2 separate regions of the Homo sapiens genome follow, and region 1 is linked to region 2. The links are chromatin contacts, found by Hi-C in ENCODE. All regions are on one chromosome and are shown on one strand. Each heading gives the region's core, a stretch centred on a gene start or an enhancer-like site at or near the end of the contact. The rest is flanking DNA. Distances are from core to core; before and after follow the strand shown.

Region 1 (6,787 bases), core at 1-2,500, 1.2 Mb after region 2:
GAATTGTGCCAAAAAAATTATCTCCCGACATTGCCAAATGTCCCCTTGGGCACAAAGTCACCCCCAGTAGAGAACCACTGCTGTAATGTGAACTGAATTTGTGAGGGCTGAAGGGACCGTCCGCCTAGGAGGGGATCAGGAGGGATTAATCACGGGAGGCCTCTGGAGGACAGAGATGCACGCTGGATTCACAAGACACGCAGGCCATGAATGGCCGGAGGAGGCGGTACTGGGATGCGGGGCGGCAGAGACCAGGAGAAGGGAGGTGTTATTTTACAAACTAGCGACTGAACAGGAAAATATGGGGACCCCAGCTAGATGTCTTCAGCTGCCAAGCGTGGCGTACTCGGAGTAATTAGTGGATTTGGTTCGTGTTGTGGTGGGTCATAGCTGCACAAGGCAGGCGTCAGCAGGCAGGAAAGCAGAGCCAGCAGAGAGGACAGGGGTGGGGGGTGGAGGGTGGGAAGGGGGGATGGCCAGCACCCCACAGCGCTCGCTGTCCCCGGGCCCCATGTGTGTGTGTTCCACATGCCCATCAGTCCTCTCGGCAGCCCTCTAAGCCAGAGGCTACTGTGATTCCCACTTTACAGCTGGAAAAACTGAGGCACGCAAAGGACGAGTAACTCCCAAAGCCTCTCAACTAGTAATCAGCAGAGCACAGCTCAAAGGCCTGCCTGGCCGCTGAGCTCATGCCCTCACTGTGCTGTTTGGTAGGGGTTAAGGCAGTGCCAGGGGATGGAGCTCCTGTCGCCAGCAGGCGGAACGGGTCTCGAATCCAGGCAGTCAAACAAGGTTTGAAAGGAATACAAATGCCTACCCTAATTGACAGCACAGTCAGGAGCACGTACAGAGTGAGACTGAACAAGAAAGCCAGAGATGGAGTCCAGGGAGACAGCTCAGAGCCGAGGCCCCGGGGCTGGAACAGGGGACACGAGGCTGGTGTTGAAGCAAAGGCTGGAGCAGAGTGACAGGTGGGGACAGAAAGGGGAAGAGATGGCTGCCACCAGCTGAAGGACAGGCCCGGGCGGGTTCCAGGCGAGCTGAAGAGTGCTGACTCTGGTGGAGAAGCCAGTGAGAGGTGGGGCTGATGAGGAGGAAGAGTTGCGGGCACTGAGGGGCTCGGGTTAGAGATGAGGCCAGGCCTGTATCAGGGAACTGGAGCGCAGAGGGATCCCTCCAAGAGACACTGAGGGAGGACTCAGTCCTCTTTCTCCACGAGGGAAAGGCCGAGAGCCTGGACCAGACCATGCCACTCCGGGCTGTGTCCTGGGGAGGCCGCTCAGCCCTCCAGCTGCAGTCACCTTCTCTGAACCAGGGGCAAAATAGCACCACCTGAACTGCCGGGCTGCTCGGAGAATGACATGAAATATTGCACCTGCGGGCCTAGCACAGCCTCTCGCACGCTGTAGCAGGAGAGGAGGATTTGCTAGTGGTGACTAGGTCAGGGCAGAGTGGGAAATTGCAGCCAAATTAAACAGAGGGGCAGGGCCAGCACCACGGGCGGGCAGAGGACCTGTGCCAGGCTGGTGGCTCTGGGAGGGTTCTGCCAGGCGTCAGGATTGGTAGGGGTGCCTGTTCTGATAGAAGGGAAAAGAAACTTGACTTTTGCCATGTTAGGATTTTAGTCTCCAATGGCTCATCCTATAATATATATGGATTTTATAGACATGGACAGAAAGTGCACAGTTGATTTTCACATTCGGCAGAGGTGAGTCGTTGGTTAGATGTGTCCAGCATGCGTTAGATGGAAGAATGAGATGAAAACAAAACGTTATTTTAGGGGCAAGACTTTGGTTGTCCTTATTTGCAAATTTAGCTCTAAGAATAACTTCAAGACAAGGAAGGGGTTTGTGGTCCACCTCTTGTCAGCTGGGTCCATTGCTATCTGCAGACTTCCTCGTTTCATTTCTGTAACCACTGAGAGGAGTGTGAGCAATAGATGGCTCTCAGCTCAGTGCTCCCAAGCAAATAGACTAGCAAAGGAATGGCGGCCACTCCCCTGTGGGAGGCCCATGCTGTGCAATCCGGGCAGAGTACTGGGGACTGCTCTCACTTCCGTCACCCTTATTGGGATAAATAGTGAATTTCCCCTGATTTCCAATGAATGATTTTGATTGGCCAAGCCAGCGCTGTCCAGTAGTCTATAATGTGAGCCACACATGCAAGCCACACATGGTAAATTTTCCAGCAGCCACTGTATAATAGTAAAAAGAAGCAGGTGAAGTTCACTTTAATAGTATGTTTTATTTAGCCCAGTTATTGGGAGTATGATCATTTGAAAAGTAATCAATATGTAAAGATATTTAAAGTATTGAGATATGTTACATTCTCTTTTTTTGTACTAAATCTTTGAGATCTAGCCACAATATGTGTGCCCAAGAGCCCCCTGCAGACAGTGGCCAGCACCTTGGACAGCATAGATCTAAACTCCTCAACCGACATGCTGCCATTCCCAGAAATGGCTGATAATTACTCTGAGCCAGGTGACATTCATGTCCCCCTGATCCCCTTTTGACAGATGCCTGGTATTCTGATGGTTCATTTCTGACCTGGCTAGTCTGCATTACACAGGGAAACTGTTCAAGAGCCATGGATCACCCAGAGCGCCCACAGGTAGGCCGTTCAGTGACAAGAGTAGCCAATCGAGAGGGCTGACACCCAGCTGTTACCAAGTCTAGAGGAAAACAAAACTAATGACTCTGGTGCAAACATGGAATCCAATTTTGTGGAGAGGAGGAATTTCTAATATAAGAAAAGCAATGGCCCATCAGTAAAGAAAGATTGGATTCAGGCAAAAGCAATGAAAGACTCAGAATTGTGTTTTTGGTTTTATGTCTTCTGTTTGGGATCCTCATTTCAGGCCCTTATGATTCTGTTTTTCCACTTGACAGTGCACAGGGTGGTTGTAAGGAGTCATTACTAAAACAAAAATGATTGGGATGGCATTTTGCAAAAATCACCAAGTGAACTTTGGTGGTAAAAAAAAAAAAGCAAACAAACAATAAAACAAAGTTCAAGTAATGTAGATCAGAGATTCCTCTTCCCTGCTGTAGGAACTTTCTAGGGGAGAAGCATCTGGAAGCAGGACTTGCAGGCACAGCTGCTCAGCCCCCAACCTCGGAGGGTGGATTTCCCCCCAGCTCTCTAATACAAATGAAAGTGAGCCCTTTGAGTCTAATCACACTTCCCAACTCTTACAGCTCAAAACACACAAACAATGAGCTTTTTCAAGCTCCCCATGAAGCTCTGCCGAGATAAAAGCAGTTAACAACCACTCTTCCATGATGATAAATGGTTGTTGGTTTTCTTTAATCAATATTTTAATAACTATTTGCACACTTTGACAATTATGACTACAGAGAGACTGATGGTGATTACAGAAGCAGATTGCAAAGGTGATTCACGAGGATGTGGTGGTCGGCCATCTCTCTGGGACAAGTGGGCTTTAGCCGGGAACCTGCTGCCCCACAGGCTTCTGAAGCAGGTGTACTGTAGCTATTGCGTGGGCAGCTGATGTGGCAACAGTCGGCCCCGCTTCCTGGCTGACGCGCTCTTCTCCAGGACAGCTTTGCTCCCCAGCAAGTGCAGCAAAAATTCACTCCAGAATCAGTCACTTGCCTCTTTCCGTGGGCATGACTTTAGAGCCATTGGCTTTAGAGCTGAGTTGGCCACCACCCTGTGCCTGCATGAGTGGAAAGAATCCGCTCAAGCTGGAACTGCCCTCAGGTCTCCCAAGGAGAGCCCAGCCACCCTGCCATCTTGAAGGGCATCTTCCTGGAATAACAGCATGCTCATGTTTCCTGGCACTTCTTCTCATTCTCAGTTAAAGACATACTCCATTCATTGTTTTCACTGTTTTGTTTTTCCCCACTTCAAGCTCCAGGTTGTCATGAATACTATTTTGGAGTTGGACCCATTATAAATGTTTTGTCCAGAAAAGAGTCTGGAAGGAAAGCTCTGAAACGTCTGGATTTACAGAGAGAGAATTAGGAGCTGTCTTTCTACATTGTGTCAAGTTTTAGAAATAAACATGAAGAACCAAAATAATAAAATGATGGAAAAAATTCACTGTGAAAGAAGTTGAAATAGGCCCCCATGGACAGGGCTGCAGGGAGCAAAATAGAAACCTTACTTGAAAATAAACATGAAGATGTTCATGATAGAGTTATTTATAATAGTGTAAAGGAAGTAGAAGCAATTTCTATGCATACCAGGAGGGAAATGGATACACGAATTACACTATACGTCTATGATGAATTACACTATACCTTTCCACTCATGCAGGCACAGGGTGGTGGCCAACTCAGCTCTAAAGCCAATGGCTCTAAAGTCATGCCCACGGAAAGAGGCAAGTGACTGATTCTGGAGTGAATTTTTGCTGCACTTGCTGGGGAGCAAAGCTGTCCTGGAGAAGAGCGTGTCAGCCAGGAAGCGGGGCCGACTGTTGCCACATCAGTTGCCTACACAACAGCTACAGTACACCTTCTTCAAAAGCCTGTGGGGCAGCAGGTGCCCGGCTGAAGACCACTTATCCCAGAGAGATGGCCAACCACCACGTCCTCGTGAATCACCTTTGCAATCTGCTTCTGTAAACGCCACGTTGTTAGAACGTCTTAAAATATTGATATCAAAGATATCTAATGGCTTATAAAAGTTATCCTTATACAATTTCAATGAAAATATGCAAAATACAAAATTGGATGTACATTGGGATCTTAATATATATAGGAATTATAAGGAAATATAAACAAGTTTTTTTTTGTGATTGGACTGGCAAGTAATTTTAGTTTTTTTCTCTGTACGTTTCTGATATTCCCTATGATGAGCATGTGTTACCTTTATAATTAGAAGAAAAAAAATCAGTAAATGTCATTACATAAACTCTAGCATTAATAGATATGCATTCAGCAAACATTTATTAAGCAGTACTTCTTACTCATTGCCTTGGCCTTGGCAAATCACGAATTCTCTCTAGGGGCTTTGTGTTTTCATCTGGATAATGGGATCCCACGGCCTTGCCTGACTCACAGAAGCATTATGAGGAACGGATGCATTAACCTGAAGAAGCTGTGAAAATAGCAGATTGCTTATCCAAGCACAACATTATGAGGCGTGGCGTGTCTAATCACGAACCCACTAGAACATGAGAAAGAAGAAATTGAACAAGACTGTAATGAGTTGTTTGGAATGGAAGCCCATAAGAAACTAAAACCAAAAAATAGTCAGCATTTAAATGCAGAGTGCAGAAGGACATTTCGGGGAGCCCAGGTCCTCAGAGCGTGGGGGTGTTAGCTGCCCTGTGCAAGGCGGTCCTTTATTGGAAATCGCCTCAGAGAGCATTGCTGAGTGTGGCTTCTTGCAACTACACCTGAGAACGACATTCACTCTGCTTCATTGAAAACAATCTATCCCGTGTGTGGAAGAAGCATGCCTTGCTGGGGTCAGGGCCAGGGACAAAGCTCAGAGGCCATGCTGAGTTTTCATCAAACACCTGCTGAGCAGCTGGCACGTGCCAGGACACGGTCTAGGCTGAAGGCTGCCATCGTAGTGCAGAATAGAATCCCGTGGAGGTTGGAAATGTTTACCTGCTTGCTTTTTTTCTTACCGTGTGTATTATTTTCAGTAATAAAATGTATACATATACAAGTGAGCACCTTCCCCTGGAAATTCTGACTCAGCAGGTAGAGTGTCCGACGGGCGCGCATGTGAGACCTGCTGTCCCGGCGCTCAGATACACATGGGGGACAAAAATGACAAAGCAGCCACCCTCAGTTTATAATTAGGAAACAGAAACTATACACGCACACCTGGCACAGAGCAGGTGCTCTCACCCAGACCTCTTGAATTGTTGAGTTGAATTTATTTATTTATTTGAGATGGAGTTTCACTGTTGTCACCCAGCCTGGAGTGCAGTGGCGTGATCATGGCTCACTTTAACCTCCACCTCCTGGTTTCAAGTGATTCTGCCTCCACCTCCCAAGTAGCTGGGATTATAGGTGTGCACCACCACACCCGGCTATTTTTTGTATTTTTTGTAGATAAGTGGGGTTTTCACCATGTTGGCCTCCCAAAGTGCTGGGATTACAGGTGTGAGCCACTGTGCTGGGCCCTGAATTTAAAAGTTAAACGCAGAATACATAGATGTTCTCAGAGGGTTAGATACTTTTTTTCCCTTAGTATCTGAGGTTTTTGTGGGTTCAGTGAGAAACCTGGGTGTTTATAACATATAAACAAAATGATTTCAGTTCCTCAACTCACACAGCTTTTCACAGGGAAGGGGCAGAAGATGCAGCTTGAAGGTATCCAGAAAACATGTGTGGGGCAGTCAGACGGAGCAGCTGCAGCCTGGGGGCGTAGGGGCTGTGGGGACCTGCAGTAGCCTGGTTGGCAACCATGAGAAGAGAGAGGAAGGGCCTATAAGTCAGTCCATCTGTGACCACAACACCCACAGCCCTGGGCAATGAAGGGCAGAAGTGGGGACCAGGGATGCCCAACTGGGGTTTAGCCGTGAGAACAGCTGGTGCAGCCTCAGAGAAGGCGCTGCAGAAGCTCCCAGGGTGGACGCTGGGACTCCTGGGCCAGAAGCTCTGTGAGCGTGGCGAGGGGTCTCTGCCTTGTTCCGCTGTCCCTGGCTGGCCCCTCATTTTCTGTTGGTGGGGCCAGGGCTGCTGCTGGGCTCTCCATGCGATTCTCTAGGCAGATTTGGGGTGGGGGCTCCCGAGAGGGTCTGTGAAGACTACCACTTCTCCAGGTACAGAGAGGGAGGGGACCCTAAGCTGCTGCCTCT
Region 2 (6,996 bases), core at 1-2,500:
CAGGTCAGTCAAGCCAACAGAAAATGGTAAATTCACATTTATGGTGTGAACCAAGGCCATCACTAATAAAACTGTAACCTCGCTGGTGGAATACTGAAATATGTCTTGACATCTTTGCAAGAGTTGTAAAGAGAGCCTGGAAAAGAAAAGGAAAGCCCAAGCATTGTTTGCATTTTCTTTTTGCATTTCATTCAGCAAAGACTTTTTAAAAACTTAGTAGAGGGTGATACCAGATGTATTTAGTCTGCAGTATGGCCAGCCTTTAAGTACATGAAGTAATCCCGTCCAAACAGCAGCACAAGTGCCTCAGTTATCTCAGGTAACCAGTTTGGAAACAGCAAGAGGGCTTTGGGTTAAATATCAGAAAATATTCATAAGACACCATAACAACAGAAACAGAGTCGAACTAAAACTTTGTGGCAAAGCCAATATGTAAATCACAGCTGGTGATTTCTGTTAGGAACTTTGGTTTGGGAGGTTTCACAGCTTCATCTCCAAAGCCCCGATTCAAAACCACAATGTTCAGCAAGTCAGTGAGATTTCATGCTTTTATCTGAAACCCAGACCGACAAATGCATCTCTTGATGCAATTCAGGATCTCTGAATCTTCGCTAAAGAACCGAGCTAACCCATGGAACGCAATCTCAAAGCCTTGCTCTTACCCAGAGAAGCACAGTTGCCACTTAAAGGTTCAATAAAAGGAGAGGTAGGGAAATGCCTGCTGCCACAGCCCATTAGTTGCTACATTTAAACCCCTACCACAGTAACCAAATGTGATTGAGGTTTCAGAAGGAAACCTACACGGTATGAAATGTAGCAATCATTGGTCTATAAATATAGGATGTTATTCACTGTCAAGTACTTTCTCTAAAGGAGGGGTAGGGGGAATTCTTACTGCAAAGGTAGGTTGCAAAATTTTTTCACCTAGAAATAATTTAGAAACCGGCTGGGGCACAATCTCATAATGTCTCAGGTGCAAAAAGTTTCTGATGCACCGGAAACAAAAGCTGGCAAAACAAAAGCGACGTCAGTTGTCTCTCTGTTCTACCAATTGAAGCTTGGGTGTAAAAGGAGAATGTTTTTTAAATCCAGGGATTAGTGAGGGACGCTAACCCCTGAACCGGGATTACTGAGGGACAGAGAAAGAAAATGTAGAGGAGGAAAAAGGAACATTTTACAAAAGATTTCCTTCGTAACTACCTTCAGACCCCGGGGCTGCAGAAAGGAGTAGGCGGCTGCGGTGTCCTGGGCCCTGCGCGTCCACGCGTGGGAGGCGAGGCCAAGGCTGCCAGGAGGCGCTCCCGCACCCCAGGTGCGCTCCTCCAAGGAGGCCCACCCGCCTCCGCTGGCCCAGTTTTCGCTGTTTTCTCGGCGCACCACGGCGCCTGCAGTTAGTAGGCAATCCATCCCCCCGAGCTGCAGCGAGTTAAGCTGCAGGCCTTTTGTAACGGCCTCAGGTGTGAGCTGCCGCAAGCCCCCCCCACCCCCACCCCCGACCAGAGGATCACCGGCCCGGCCGAGAGGACTAGGAGCCAGGTGTGCGAGGCCGAGGGATCCACGCCGTTCCCGCCCAGCGCCCCCTGGGTTATTAGGCCTCGCTCCCCCACACAGCCCAGCTGGTAGCGAGGCCGGAATCAGGGCCCTCCGTCGGAGCTCCCACCTTTAAAAGAACGCGTCCAGAGGGCGGAGCCAGCTTAAAAGCGGGTCGAGACATTCACCTGTGGTTAGGCAAAGACACGAGAGAAATAGTTAATTCCTCAGGTGCCCCAAATCACAATAGAGCTCGGGAAGGAGGAACAACTTGACAGAGAAAAGAGGACAGGACATTGATCAGGGAAGATGTCTGCAGAGCTTGAGGTTGGGGGATTGGGTTCCAACCAGGGAAGGTAATTCTGCAAAATTGGAACACACAGGCCCTCTGTCTGTAGGCAAGTCTGACAAAGGGCACAATCCAGGAAATGGAATCGAGATGCGTCCCCTGCCTCTCAGCCTACTGACCCACTTTCCTCCGGCTACGTCTCCCCCAGATCCATGCCCCTCCTTAAATCTTCCTGCTAGCCCAGAGGGAGGAAGGATGAGGCCTGGGGATCACAATGTAGGTGGAACGAGAAACCTGGGTCTGTTTGACAGTTTCAGAAGCAAAGAAGCGTCTCTCTCTTTCCCAAAAAAAAAATCCTTTCTGAGCCCCCCTCACTCAGTCCCACCATACATACATACACAATGCACCTGAGGAGACCTCCAACTCCCTGTCAAGGAGGCTGAATTTCTACACGTAGTCGCTCATTTTGTTTAAAGCGCAGAAAACATCTGCACCTAATAAAAGATGTTAGTGTGCCATTCTAGAAAAGAGAAGCCTTTGATACATTCTTTGGTGTTAATGCTGCGGCATGAAGTATTTTCCCAGATTGCAGTCTGTTATCTGAATGGGGCAAAGATTCCCTAAGTGAAGGGAATATTGAAAGAAAGTTCTGGAGCATGCAATCCTGTCCAGTTGAAGTACTGCAGGAAAAGGAAGCACGCACACACATATGTACACAAATGCACACTCATACAGGCAAATCCTCCATGACTGTGCCTCAGAATCACCTTATTCAATTGACAGAAGCACAGTGTGACTACCATACTTTTGTTACATCCATGAAGTGTGTGTAAAGAAACACAAGTCACACGATCCTTGGCTGGCATGGCTGCCTCTGCCCTGCAAGTGCCCATGGCCACAGGGAGTTGCAATGGTACCAGCATGGGCTTTGCATTAAGTATATTTAGGTTTGAATCCTAATTCTCGCACCTTCTGACACAACCACCTGAATTCAAGTTCTGGTTCTTGCTCTCAGAAGCTGTGTGGTCTTGGGCAGGTGACCTGACTTCCCTGCCTCTCTGTTTCCTCATCTGCAGTGAGTGTAGTAACCTCAGACAATCCATGCAAAGCACTTAGCGTGGTGCCCGCCACGTGCTCAATAAAAATGAACTATCATCACTTCAATTATTAACCATTAGATTTTGGGTAATTTTCCTGCTCTCAGCCTCAGATTCCTCATCTGTAACATGGAGATGATCTTATCTACTTTGACAGGAATATTATGCAGGTTGAAGGAGATATTATGTAGGAGAGTTAGGGAGCACTCAACAGATGACAGCAGTGATGGTGATTAGGAGAAGGAGGATGAGGATGATTTTGACGTTAAATATGTTCAAGCCAAGCCAGAATATTCACAGGTACCAGCCCAAGCCCACCCGTTAACAGGAAAGGTAAGCACCCATTCACCCCTGCCTGCCCCTGGATGGTGACAATATTTGTCTCATCAGGTGGATTCTCTTTGGCCTAATTAGTTTTACGCAATTAGGTCTGAAACTACATATGATATAACCCAAATTCAGGGAATCTCAGCTATTTAATTGTTTCTTTCCTTTTTCCCTTTTCTCTAAGCTCTGATGTAAGGTAGTGTCTCAGGTAATTGACTCATCTGCCCGTATTTGTTCATTACAGCTGTTGCTAGGAAGTTATTATGTAAATGGCCCTGCTCCTCAATCTCCATTATGCTTTCTTCTTGTTATTGTGAGATGGAATTAAGTGCTAGCCCTGTATTGAGTTTTTATTAGAGTCTTTTTATACTTTCTTATTTTTCTCTCCTCCTTTATCAGTCCCTTTAGAAGTTAATCCTTTTAAGGACTTTAAAGAAGATGCAGAAATTCTTGAGCACCTTGGTGGGGAAGGGGGCTGGATTTCAAAGTGGGTTGAGCCTCTCCTTCTTCATTGTGTTGATATTTAGTACCTGGCTTCTTTAATTTTCAAAAAAAAATCAAATTTAAAACATCATCATGCTCCTATAAGCTTCACTACTTCTGATAATCAAATAGCAGGTTTCAACTTGACACATGGATAGGGTAGCAGTGTGCCACGTTCATTACCATCCCTTCTACTGGATTAGGTAACTGAGTCTAATAAAGATAAAAAGCTTCCAAGATAAAAGGAAAAAACAAACACTAGTACCAAAAGTAAACAATAAATTAAATAACTAGCACAAAACCAATTTGGAAATATAGGATTAGGATGTTGCTTTATTTTTTTGCCACATTGCAAAAGATATTTGTTACATGTTCCAAAGTGCAGAGTCAATATAATTTTCACCCCCTAAAGGTATACCGCACATGTATGAAGATTTCAAAACCAGCCCAGCAGGATTTCCAACAAATGGAAAGTGAAGTTGCACATTTCATTTCAGATACCTGTTTCTAAATCATTGATTTTTGTAGAAATGTCACACTGTACTGAAGAGAAGTCTCTCTTTCTCAATAAGCATACAGCCAACTTCCCAGAAAATGCCAACGTTTTTAGTTAAGACAGAAAGCTTCAGAAAAGCCCATGAAATTCAACTCACTCTCCCACCTTATGCACACAATATCCAGCGACTTCAGTTACACACCAGCCTTCATCCCTGCACTTCAGGGGGAGTTTTAAGCCTAAAACAAGGAGTGAATTGGCCCTACCCCTGCTGAAAATTTGTGGGAAGAACAGTGGGAATCAACTACTTACTCTTTAGTTTCAATACACAGAGGAGAAAGGGTTAGACTTATTGCTCAGGGTAATAAGGTCAAAGCTGTAAGGGGTAAAAAGACTGCAGGTTTACACATGTAGTTTTATTTTTCACGATGCTTTAACCTTCAAGCCAAATCTTCAAAGACTAGAACCAGCACTCTAAGAATAGAACACATGTTCAAATTCAGTGTCTCCACCAAAACTATGTACATTTAACTTAAAAGAAGAGATGATGGCTGGAAAACAAATAGAGGAAACAAGAATGAAAAATTCTAGATAAATGTTGAATCTGAGTAAAGTGTCTATAAGGGTTCATTATTACTATTTTCACTATTAATACTTTTGTGTGTGTTTGAGAATTTTCGCAGTGAAGTATTTCATGGAGTCCCTCTTACTCAAAGAAGATTGGGAATCACTAGACCAGAGGGTAGAACGGTGACTCAGCCATTTATCTCGTGGAGGAAGGCAAGAATAGTTCCACTGAATAGTGCTTACATTTCTCTGAGGCTCTTGGGCATCAGCATAAAGATGTTCAATGTTCTTTGGTTAAGAGGACCATCCTTCTCAAGAATCATGGTGGCGGATTATGACTTCTCCCCCCTGAAGGCTGAGCTCAATGTGCTTATTGGCCTAATGTCAGTTTTAGAAAAAACTGGGGAGAAGACCTTTGACTGTGGCTAACTATACACAACACAAAGCTTGATGTGGGGTGAATAAAACAGGCAGCAGGGGTAGAGACAGGCAGTAATTTCATAAATGCACTAAAGTGCTAGAGGTGCTATATTAGAAGGAATAGTGGGGTACAGACAAGACAGGGAATCAGAAAAAGTTTCCTAAAGGAGGTGAATCTCAGCAACTTCCTGCACAGCCTGCTGTACAGTCCACAATTCCCAGTCCATTGTAGGTGGTAAGTACTTATTGAATGTTATTGAACACTGTCACCACTCTTTCTTAAAAATTGTCCGTGGCTCAACTCTAAACACAAAATGAAATCCAAATTCTTCAGCCAGTCACTCAGGGCCCTTCATAGCCAGACAACATCCTCCTTTCCAATCTATCCAGACTTATCTCCTGCAATCCCATCTGATATAGTCTGGCTCTGTATCCCCACCCAAATCTTGTCTTGAATTGTAATCAAAATTGTAATCCCCAAGTGTTTGGGAAGGGACCTCATGGGAGGTAATTAGATCATGAGGCAGTTTCCCCCATGCTGTTCTCATGATAGTGATAGTGAGTTCTCATGAGATCTGATGGTTGTATAAGGGGATTTTCCCCCCTTGGCTCTGCATTTCTCTCTCCTGCCGCCATGTGAAGAAGAAAGTGTTTGCTTCCCCTTCCATCATGATTGTCAGTTTCCTGAGGCACCCCACCCCAGCCATACAGAACTGTGAGTCAATTAAATCTCTTTCCTTTATAAATTACCCAGTCTTGGGCAGTTCTTTATAGCAGCGTGAGAACAGATTAATACACTATCTCTGCCTCCAGTCAATCTCAGGGAGCTCATTTCTCCAAACTTCCCTGAACCCTGATAACTCAGCATGTCCAGGTTGCATCTGTGCCCAGCCTAGCACCTCCAAAAGTGAGAGGAAAAGAGAAAGATGCAGGTCCTGAGGTGAGGCCAGGTGGATGCCATTTGCAGCAACAGGGAGAGTCAGGGAGGACGAGTGGCTTCTGCTATAGAACCTCACCAAAAAGTAGGCAAGTCTGTCAATAGTTAAGAAAAATGTTTTCCATTATAAGGCCTCTGCACCCAGATAAAATCCTCCACAATCAGTTCCACAGAGGGAATGCTGCCCTACTTAAAGAAAGGTTTTCTGAAACATTTCTGAATCAGGAGTTCCTAAGTATTCACATGTAGAGTTTATTTTATGTCCTCCAGATCCAAAATACTGTCTCGGTTTTCATTCCTCCAGAAGCAAATGCTAATACAAGGATTTGGGTACAATTAAGTGATTTGGGAGGTGCCCATAGCCTTGCAGGGGAAGGGGCACATCAGACAGAGAAGGAAAGAAGCCAATAAGGAGTGTGTTGTGGAGCAGGTGACAACTGCAGGCAATGGGACCTTAATCCCACTGAGGAGCTCGAGACATTCCATTTAATCTCAGCTCAAGCTGAGACTATCCCATGGGGTAAAGTAGCTGTGATAATTATCTACCAAGTACTGTCAATCATTGGTTGATAACATAAGGAGGGGAGAGTCATCTGGGTTCTGCAGTGGGCCTGTCCTCCTCCCCATGCAGGGCCTCACAGCTCTGGTAGCCAGAGAAAACCTTCAGGCAATGAGGTGTAAGTGTGGGAGGTGGAAGCCAGGCCAGCATGCCTGGAAATTGTAAGTGCTGTAGGGATCTGAACAGTTTATTTTGATGCACTCCCTCAGGTTTATACACACACATATGTAAATCTGTGAACTCATGTGTATTAAACTCTAAAGTTGAAAAAAGTACTACAATGATATCATC

What was found. A loop is a pair of places that touch in the nucleus more often than their neighbours do. Pooled maps may share reads with other maps.
Region 1: a pooled map shows a loop between it and region 2 (6-fold over the local background). The contact joins two enhancer-like sites. A Hi-C loop is called at or near these places in 6 of 37 single-sample maps with no recorded cell type and 6 of 50 pooled maps.

Annotation. Positions count from the first base shown.
Region 1 is chr6:157,555,806-157,562,592 of GRCh38, forward strand. All of the region lies in intron 2 of ZDHHC14 (zDHHC palmitoyltransferase 14), which reads left to right. Among named protein-coding and RNA genes, the nearest start is that of MIR3692, 30 kb to the left of the region's middle. RefSeq lists enhancers at 906-1,215, 914-1,699, 5,603-5,732, 6,010-6,787, 6,093-6,172 and 1 more. Within about 2 kb of position 1,251, at least 5 of the 41 ENCODE cell types and tissues checked have a DNase peak (open chromatin) inside an H3K27ac peak, as active enhancers do.
Region 2 is chr6:156,395,706-156,402,701 of GRCh38, forward strand. No RefSeq gene overlaps it. Among named protein-coding and RNA genes, the nearest start is that of SNORD28B, 20 kb to the left of the region's middle. RefSeq lists a silencer at 469-518 and enhancers at 800-1,330, 1,331-1,860. Within about 2 kb of position 1,251, at least 6 of the 41 ENCODE cell types and tissues checked have a DNase peak (open chromatin) inside an H3K27ac peak, as active enhancers do.